Regions from separate parts of the Homo sapiens genome. Here region 2 is linked to region 1. Evidence: read pairs that join two places in POLR2A ChIA-PET (ENCODE). Cell type or tissue: PC-3. All regions are shown on one strand. Each heading gives the region's core, and the rest is flanking DNA. Links, peaks and the distances in the headings are about the cores only.

Region 1 (4,400 bases), core at 228-4,227:
CCAGTGAATGCATGAATGAAAACAAAACAGCCTTATTGCTGATATGGAGAAAGTTTTAGTGTTGCAGATAGAAGATTAAACTAGTCAAAAAATTCCCTTAAGTCAAAGTCTAATTTAGAGCAAGGCCTTAACGCTCTTCAATTCTATGAATGCTGAGAGAGGTAAAGAAGCTGCAAATGGAAAGTTTAAAACTAGCAGAGTTTGCTTCACGAGATTTAAGGAAAGAAACTGTCTTTCTAACATAAAAGTGCAAGGTAAAGCAGCAAGTGTTGATGTCTCCCTCAACTTCTCCAAGGTGAACTGTAGCAAGTTCTGTAGAAGATCTAGCAAAGATAATTGATGAAGGTGGCTACAATAAAAAACGGATCTTCGATGTAGACAAAACAGTATTGTATTAGAAGAAGACGCCAGCTAGTTCTTTCATGGGTAGCATGGAGAAGTCAATGCCAGGCTTCATAGAACAGGTTGACTCTCGCTCTCTGTTAGGGGCTAATTCAACTGGTGACTTTAAGTTGAAGCTAATGATCATTTGTCATTCTGAAATCCCAAGGCTCTTAAGAACACGCTAAATCCTGTCTGCCTGTGCTCCTGTATTCTATAAATGGAACAACAGAGCCTAGATGACAGCACATCTGTTTACAGCATGGTTTGCTGAATGTTTTAAGCCCACTGTTGAGACCTACAAATCAGAAAAAAGATTTTTTTTTTCAAAGTGTTACTGGTCAATGAAAAGGCACCTAGTCATAAAAGACCTCTGATCTAGATGTACAAGGAATTAATGTTATTTTCATGTCTGCTAACATGATATCTATTTTGCAGTTCATAGATCAGGAGTAATTTTGACTTTCAAGTCTTATTATCTAAGAAATATGTTTCGTAAGGCTATAGCTGTTGTAGATGGTAATTCCTCTGTTGGATTTGGGCAAAAGAAATTAAAAACATTATGGAAAGGATTTCCCATTCTAGATGTCATTGAGAACATTTGTGATTTATGGAAGTAAAAAAACAACACTAACAAGAATTTGGAATAAGTTAAGGCTAGCCCTCATAAATGACTTTGAGGGGGTTCAAGACTTTAGTGAAGGTAGTAACTGCAGATATGGTAGTAACAAGCAAGAGAACTAGAGTTAGAAGTGGAGCCTGAAGAGGTGACTGAATTGCTATAATCTCATGATAAAACTTGAATGGATGAGTAGTTGCTTCTTATGGATAAGCAAAGGAAGTAGTTTCTAAAGATAAAACCTACTCCTGATGGAGATATTGTGAACATTGTAGAAATTACAATAAAGAACTTAGAATGTTATATAAACTTAGTTGATGAAACAGCAACAAAGTTTGAGAGGATTTATTCCAATTTTGAAAAAAGTTATACTGTGAATAAAATGTTACCAAACAGCACTGCATGTTGAGACTCTCTTTTGTGAAAGGAAGAGTCACTTCATATGACAAACTTCACTTTTGTCTTATTTTAAGAAATTGAAAAGCCACCTCAGCCTTCAAAAGCCATCACTCTGATCAATCAACAGCTATCAACATCAAGGCAAGACCTTCTACCAGCAAAAGGCTGAGCTGAAGGCTCAGGTGATTATTAGCATTTTTGAGCAATAAAATGTGCTAAATTAAGGTATATACATTTTTTAGACACAATGCTATTGCACACTTAATAGATTACAGTATAGTTTAAACATAGCTTATATGTACTGAGAAACCAAAAGAAGATGTGACTTTCTTTATTGCAATATTTGCTATATTGCAGTGGTCTGGAACCAACCCCACAATATCTCTTAGGTATGCTTGCATATAATTCACAAAAGAAAATAGAAGTAGCTAATTACTCTGTAAATAAATGTCCATACTTACTAATAATCAGAGAAACTCAAATCAAAATAGCAAATGCAAAGCCAAGTATCAGCTATAAAATTGGTGCACTATATTTTAAAATTATAATCAGAATTTTTTAAGCTAGAGATTTTTAATTTTAATTTCTTTTCTTCCAACTTTTATTTTAGAATCTGGGGGTACATGTGCAGGTTTGTTACATGGGTAACTTGTGTGTCACTGGGGTTTGGTGTACAAATGATTTCATCACCCAGTTTGTGAGCATGGTACCTGAAGGTAGTTTTTTGATCCTCACTCTCCTCCTACCTTCCACCTTCAAGTAAGTCCTCGTGTTTATGATTCCCCTGTTTGTATCCATGTGTATTCAATGTTTAGCACCCTCTTGCCTCATTTAAGTCCTTGCTGTTGATGGGCATCTAGGTTGAATCCATGATTTGGTTATTGTGAAAAGGGCTGTGACAAACTTACACGTGCATGAGTTTCTACAGCAGAATAATTTATATTCCCTTGGGTATATAAGCAGTAATGGGTTTGTTGCATCAAATGACAGTTCTGTTTAAGTTCTTTGAGAAATCTCCAAACTTAAGCTAGAGGTTTTTTATTTTGTGATTAATAAAAGGTCAAATTTGCTATCACACTATCCCATACTCTATGCCACCATTTACCAGAAGAAAGGGTTTTATATCAGACTGAGTCATTAGGCAGAAATAGCAAAGACACGTTCATATCATTCTTAACATCTTGTGTTAGTCATGCCTCCACCCTGACCTTTGTACATGTTTACCTCATAGGCAAAGTGCTATTACTACACATGTAATAGACTATGGTGTAGTGTAAACACAACTTCAATATGCACTGGGAAACCAAAACAATTGTGTTACTCACTTTACTGTGATATTCAGTTTATTGCAGTGGTTTGAAACCAAACCCACATTATCTCTGAGGTATGCCTTTATCTGAAATCCTTATATTTTCCATCTCACTTCTGCTTTTCCCCAAAATATACACTCTATTATATCAAGAATCCTCATTTCCCATAGTGAGAGGTGACAGCGTGCTGGCAGTCCTCACAGCCCTCACTTGCTCTCGGCACCTCCCCTGCCTGGGCTCCCACTTTGGCAGCATTTGAGGAGCCCTTCAGCCCCCCACTGCACTGTGGGAGCCCCTTTCTGGGCTGGCCAAGGCTGGAGCCCACTCCCTCAGCTTGCAGGGAGGTGTGGAGGGAGAGGCGCGAGCGGGAACCGGGGCTGCGTGCCGAGCTTGCGGGCCAGCTGGAGTTCCGGGTGGGCGTGGGCTTGGCGGGCCCCGCACTCAGAGCAGCCAGCCAGCCAGCCCTGCTGGCCCTGGGCAATGAGGGACTTAGCACCCGGGCCAGTGGCTGCGGAGGGTGTACTGGGTCCCCCAGCAGTGCCGGCCCACCAGCGCTGTGCTCGATTTCTCGCCGGGCCTTAGCTGCCTTCCCGCGGGGCAGGGCTCGGGACCTGCAGCCCGCCATGCCTGAGCCTCCCACCCACTCCATGGGCTCCTGTGCGGCCCAAGCCTCCCTGACGAGCACCACCCCCTGCTCCACGGCGCCCAGTCCCATTGACCACCCAAGGGCTGAGGAATGTGAGTGCACGGTGCAGGACTGGCAGGCAGCTCCACCTGCAGCCCCGGTGCCGGATCCACTAGGTGAAGCCAGCTGGGCACCTGAGTCTGGTGGGGACGTGGAGAGTCTTTATGTCTAGCTCAGGGATTGTAAATACACCAATCAGCACCCTGTGTTTAGCTCAAGGTTTGTGAATGCACCAGTCGACACTCTGTATCTAGCTGCTCTGCTGGGGCCTTGGAGAACCTGTGTGTTGAAACTCTGTATCTAACTAATCTGATGGGGACGTGGAGAACCTTTGTATCTAGCTCAGGGATTGTAAACGCACCCATCAGCGCCCTGAAAAAACAGGCCACTCGGCTCTACCAATCAGCAGGATGTGGGTGGGGCCAGATAAGAGAATAAAAGCAGGCTGCCCGAGCCAGCATTGGCAATCCCCTCGGGTCCCCTTCCACACTGTGGAAGCTTTGTTCTTTCGCTCTTAGCAATAAATCTTGCTACTGCTCACTCTTTGGGTCCATGCTACTTTTATGAGCTGTAACACTCACCGCGAAGATCTGCAGCTTCACTCCTGAGCCCAGCGAGACCACGAGCCCACGGGGAGGAATGAACAAGTCCAGACGCGCTGCCTTAAGAGCTGTAACACTCACCGCGAAAGTCTGCAGCTTCACTCCTGAGCCAGCGAGACCACGAACCCACCAGAAGGAAGCAACTCCGAACACATCTGAACATCAGAAGGGACAGACTCCAGACGCGCCACCTTAAGAGCTGTAACACTCACCGCGAGGGTCTGCGGCTTCATTCTTGAAGTCAGTGAGAGCAAGAACCCACCAATTCCAGACACAATAGTATCCACAGTGTGTAAAACAGTGAAGGCATATGGTAAGAGCATAATATATATTGTATACTTCATACTCAATGAATGAGATTTGTAAGTCTGCACTTCTTTGCCTTGCTATTTCATGCAAGAAGC
Region 2 (4,400 bases), core at 276-4,275, 100 kb before region 1:
CCTGTGAGTTACTCTCAGTTCTTCTGTCAGAAAGCCAAAGGGCTCCCTATAGTGGCAAAGTTACTCAGAAGATTCCCTTAGCAGGAACTTAATCAGACCTGTGGGCCGTAAGAATTTCTTCATAAATAAATGACATGAAAACATAGATAATATGACTATGAGAAAACTCAAACCAGGCCAGGTGCAGTGTCTCATGCTTGTGATTCCTGTGCCTTAGGGGGATCACTTAAGGCCAGGAGTTCAAGACCAGCCTGGAAAACCTAACAAGACCCTGTCTCTAAACAAAACAAAACAGAAAAAAAAAATTAAGAAATTAAAAAAAAAAATAAAAACAAAAACTAAAACTACGTCTGAATATGTAGTTTGAGAAAAGCTAGCCAGTTATTTTCCTAAATCTCGATACACAGTGTAAAAATGAGGCATGATAAGTAACATTTGATAATGACCCAGCTTTATAACAACTGAAAATTCCTCCTAAATTTTTGCCTGATTTTCATGAACATCAACCAGTTAGCAGTCAATTATTGAGTGCCTTTGCTAGCACATGCTAATACTAGGTGCTTCCTTCTGAAGCACGTTTGTTGAACAAAGTAATCATTTAGGTTATGATGGTATTTTTACCTGCCTCAAATAAACTGTCAACAGAAGGAAGCCCACCACCGTAGCATAAATACCTAACAATGTCCTGTATTGAGAATGGCCTGTCACTATCACAGCTAATCATGGAGGTGGGGATTTACCACATACAAAGCGCTTTTGTACTGACTTCTTAATTTGTTCTTTACAATAACCCTGAGGTAGCTTTTTCTGTTATCTTTTGTTTTAAAGATGGGGAAACTGAGGCCAAGTGGTTTTTTGAAGATAGCTAATTGGACAGGATTTGAACTTATATAACCTCATGCCAAAACACAAACTCTTTAACAAGAAGTTAAAAAATACTAAAATGAAATAACAAATATTGGTGCATGAACACATAGAATAAATATGTTTACCCATATATAAAACCGAGTATAAAATGAACCAATCCTGACAGAAAATTCATGATGAGGCTAGGAAAGAGAGTGCTTGTGATCCTTTCTGGCTTCAGTGTTATCTGTTCAAGGAACTTGACAGAAAAGCCCTGTGCAGTAATTACTTCTCTTGTTTTCTAATAGCACAGTGAGGTGGCTTAGTTATAAACGTCTTGAGATGACTCAAATGCAGTCCTCTGATCATTGGTGATGGATGGGGTCAGATAGCAAACAAGACAGAGTTTGGCTTCAACACTAATATTTACTATCCAAATTCATCATTCGTATAGAAGTACCTCTGTATCCTGTCTTAAATCTCAGAATCTCAAGTTCCTCATGTTGTCTTCCAGAAGGCCAACCCCTTTGGAGTCTCACTAGGCTCTGTCCTGCAATCCAAATGCCTGAAATACTTTGATCCTTTTATCACCTCAAGAAAGCAGCCCCTTGGTGCAATCCCAGAAAGATCTTTGGAGGAAAGCAAGCTCATGAAAAAATTCAGGCCACTAGTTGAGTGACTGTTAATTTTTATTCTTTACTTTCATATTGAAGGAGACTCTCCTCTTCATTCATTAGTTCATCCATTCTTTTGCTCAATAACTATTTATTTAGCAGCCAATTATGCGCCAGGCATTGTGCTAATTTCTGTAGGTAAAGTAGTGAACAGGGGAGACCTGGATCTTGACTTCGTGAACTTTTATTCTAGCAGTGGAAGCCTATTAAATAACTACTTTTGTGACAAATTAAATATAATTGTAATTAATGTGATGATAGACAAGTACAAGGTGTTATGAACATGTATAATCTTCCTGAGTCTGGGGGTTTAGAGAAGGTTTCTTGAAGAAATGATTTGTAAGCTGAGATTTGAAGATGAATAGAAATTTGTAAGATAAAACAGTTATTGATTACACAATGAGAAAGTACAGAAATAGACTTAGTAAGAAACTTGAAGATAAATTGCACACAAAGTCTGAACCCAAGGAATTTTAAATATAAAAGGAAAGATTAGATTTATCTATAAATGTAGTTGAAGATGGTATTATGAGAAAAGTATAACAAAGTTTTATGGGAATTCAGAGGGAAAATGAAGATATTTTCAGCTTGGAAGTACAAAGGTGGAATTTGATGTAGGCTTTAAGTGATAGTGTAGTGGATACTGTGTTGTACCACACAAATCTCCCTTTGAAGTACTCTCTTTGAGTATGATTGAGATATTCATTCTCTGAGATCCCATGAGCATAAGATGGTTAAGGGCTCCATAACGGCTTTTTTGACGTAAAGGAACATGCCACCTCCAAGTTTATGCCACCCCCCAGAGGTAGCCCTCATCCAGTGAGTAGTTAATGTGGTAATACAAAGATCTGGCCCTTGGTCTTTATTTAGGTTACCTCCGAAGGATCATCTCAGCTTCAGAGGTTCCAATGGGATGAGCTAAGGCTACACTCACAATGATATCACATTTTAATTTCCTCCAATCCTTCTCCCTCCCCTTGCTTTACTCAGAGTTGTTCCTAACAGCACTGCCCAATAAACCTCTGCACACAAATCTCAATCTCAGTATCTGTTTACTGGGAGAGCCCAACTTGAACTAGTTGGTACTGGGAGTGGTGTTAGGAGGAAGACCATAAAATAGAATTTTGGAGCTGGACAAATCAGCTGACTATAACCATCACTGTTAGTGGTTGGAGTGTGGCTAGCTCTTGACATGCCATAGCAAGGCAATGATAAAACTTCCACCAGTGGGGAATTGGACTTAGAATAGGATGCTGATGGAAGGAATGTACTGCTGGGAGCAGTGTCTCAGGTGTTTGAGATGTTTGAGGAAAATTGTAATTATAAGAGTCACGGTGTGCCAGGTGTAGTGGCTCATGCCTGTAATCCCAGCACTTGGGGAGGCCAAGGTGGGAGGATCACTTGAGGTCAGGAGTTTGAGACCAGCCTGGGCAACATGTTGAAACCCCCTCTCTACCAAAAAAATACAAAAATTAGCTGGACATGGTGGTGCCCACCTGTAATCCCAACTACTCAGGAGGCTGAGGTGGGAGAATCGCTTGACCTTAGGAGGTGATTAGAGCTGAGATTGCACCATCGTATTACAGCCTAGGTGACAGAGTGAGACCCTGTCTCAAAAAAAAAAAGTCATGTCATTGGATGGCTATTGCTGAGGGGGAACCTATATACACTGGAGAAAGTCAATGGAAGGCTGAGATTAATTACCAATTACAAGCTACGTGTGAAAGCCAGAGGACCTACTGGATAACATAGAAAGGATTTTTGTCTTCTATGGTTGGAAAGCAGATGTCAACCCAGTGCTTAATCATCTGCATAACAAATCTCCAGAGGAAGTTGCATTTTCCATCTTAGCAAGCCTGCCACGTCCAGGTGAGAAATGGGTTAAGCACATCTAAGTTTATGTGTTAAAATTCTCAAATCTTTAGATACTCTGAATTTGCTGCGATTGCAGAAGTGGCCTACCCTTCCTGGTTAAAGGCTACTGCTTAAAGATGATGCAGAGGTCTCTGTTTTGCCAGAGAACATACAGAACATCTGTATTTACTATTAAATACAGAACATCTGTATTTAATCCTACCTTCCCTCCTCATAACCAGATGACAAAATAGGTTAAATCACAACAAGAAATCAGGCAGATAAGTGCCAAACCTACTAAGAGGGGGAAATAACTGTGCCCTACCAACAGTTGGAATAGGAGGATCCCAAGATAATAGGCACTTTGGAAGCAAGGTAAGATGTGATGAAGGCGAGTTTGGAGTGACAACCAGGATGCAGGGAAATGTTGATCTGCTGAGAGCAATGGAGATAATTAATAGAATATCTTATTTCTAGGTAAATGGGGAACCATCAAGTGTATTGCTTGTCTATATAGCTTTTTAAAATACAGGAGGCCAAGGGTGACGGCCTTAAATAAATAATATTCGTATTTCTATAACTGAGACTATTTTCATATCTGAAATCATTATTGACTAAAGAATAAGTTCCAAGACTTAAGACCTTGCAACATTACAGCAAGAAAATACACCAACTGTTAACCCTCATTCTTCCTGCTAAGGTACTTCTGGGCCATTCTAAATTGGGAAAAGGGGATCGCTCAGACATTTTTGAGGACTGTTGGATACAGGGTTTCAGTTGATCTTGATATGAAGGGTAGAGCATTAGAGTGGACATGTATACAGTCCAAGAAGAGACATATTTGGTATCTGGTAAAATCCTTACATTGGTTTCTTCACCCAACGAGAAAGAGCTATCTCAGGGAAAGCCGAGCAGCAGCCTTCGAAAGTGCTCCCCTCAAAATTCAGTCAAGATAGTTAATCAAGAACAATACTTCATCCAGAAAAAAAAATGACAGATGTTAGTACCATTATTAAATACTGGAAG

Evidence for each region. Peaks named below come from ENCODE experiments on the same cell type or tissue, not always from the same donor. Only the 100,000 strongest peaks of a DNase experiment are listed, where the experiment ranks them.
Region 2: POLR2A ChIA-PET joins it to region 1 with 7 read pairs; 3 of 35 experiments call an interaction of 5 or more read pairs at or near these places.

What each region holds. Positions count from the first base shown.
Region 1 is chr1:81,177,656-81,182,055 of GRCh38, reverse strand. It overlaps LOC105378813 (a long non-coding RNA gene), which reads left to right and starts at 4,209. Exons shown (of 2, transcript XR_947531.2): 1 at 4,209-4,309. In PC-3, for the core only: no CTCF peak of the experiment used is centred there; a DNase peak (open chromatin) is centred at 2,625; H3K27ac peaks cover 722 bases.
Region 2 is chr1:81,279,319-81,283,718 of GRCh38, reverse strand. The region is part of intron 1 of LOC107985018 (a long non-coding RNA gene); the gene reads left to right. Among named protein-coding and RNA genes, the nearest start is that of ADGRL2, 520 kb to the left of the region's middle. In PC-3, for the core only: no CTCF peak of the experiment used is centred there; no DNase peak of the experiment used is centred there.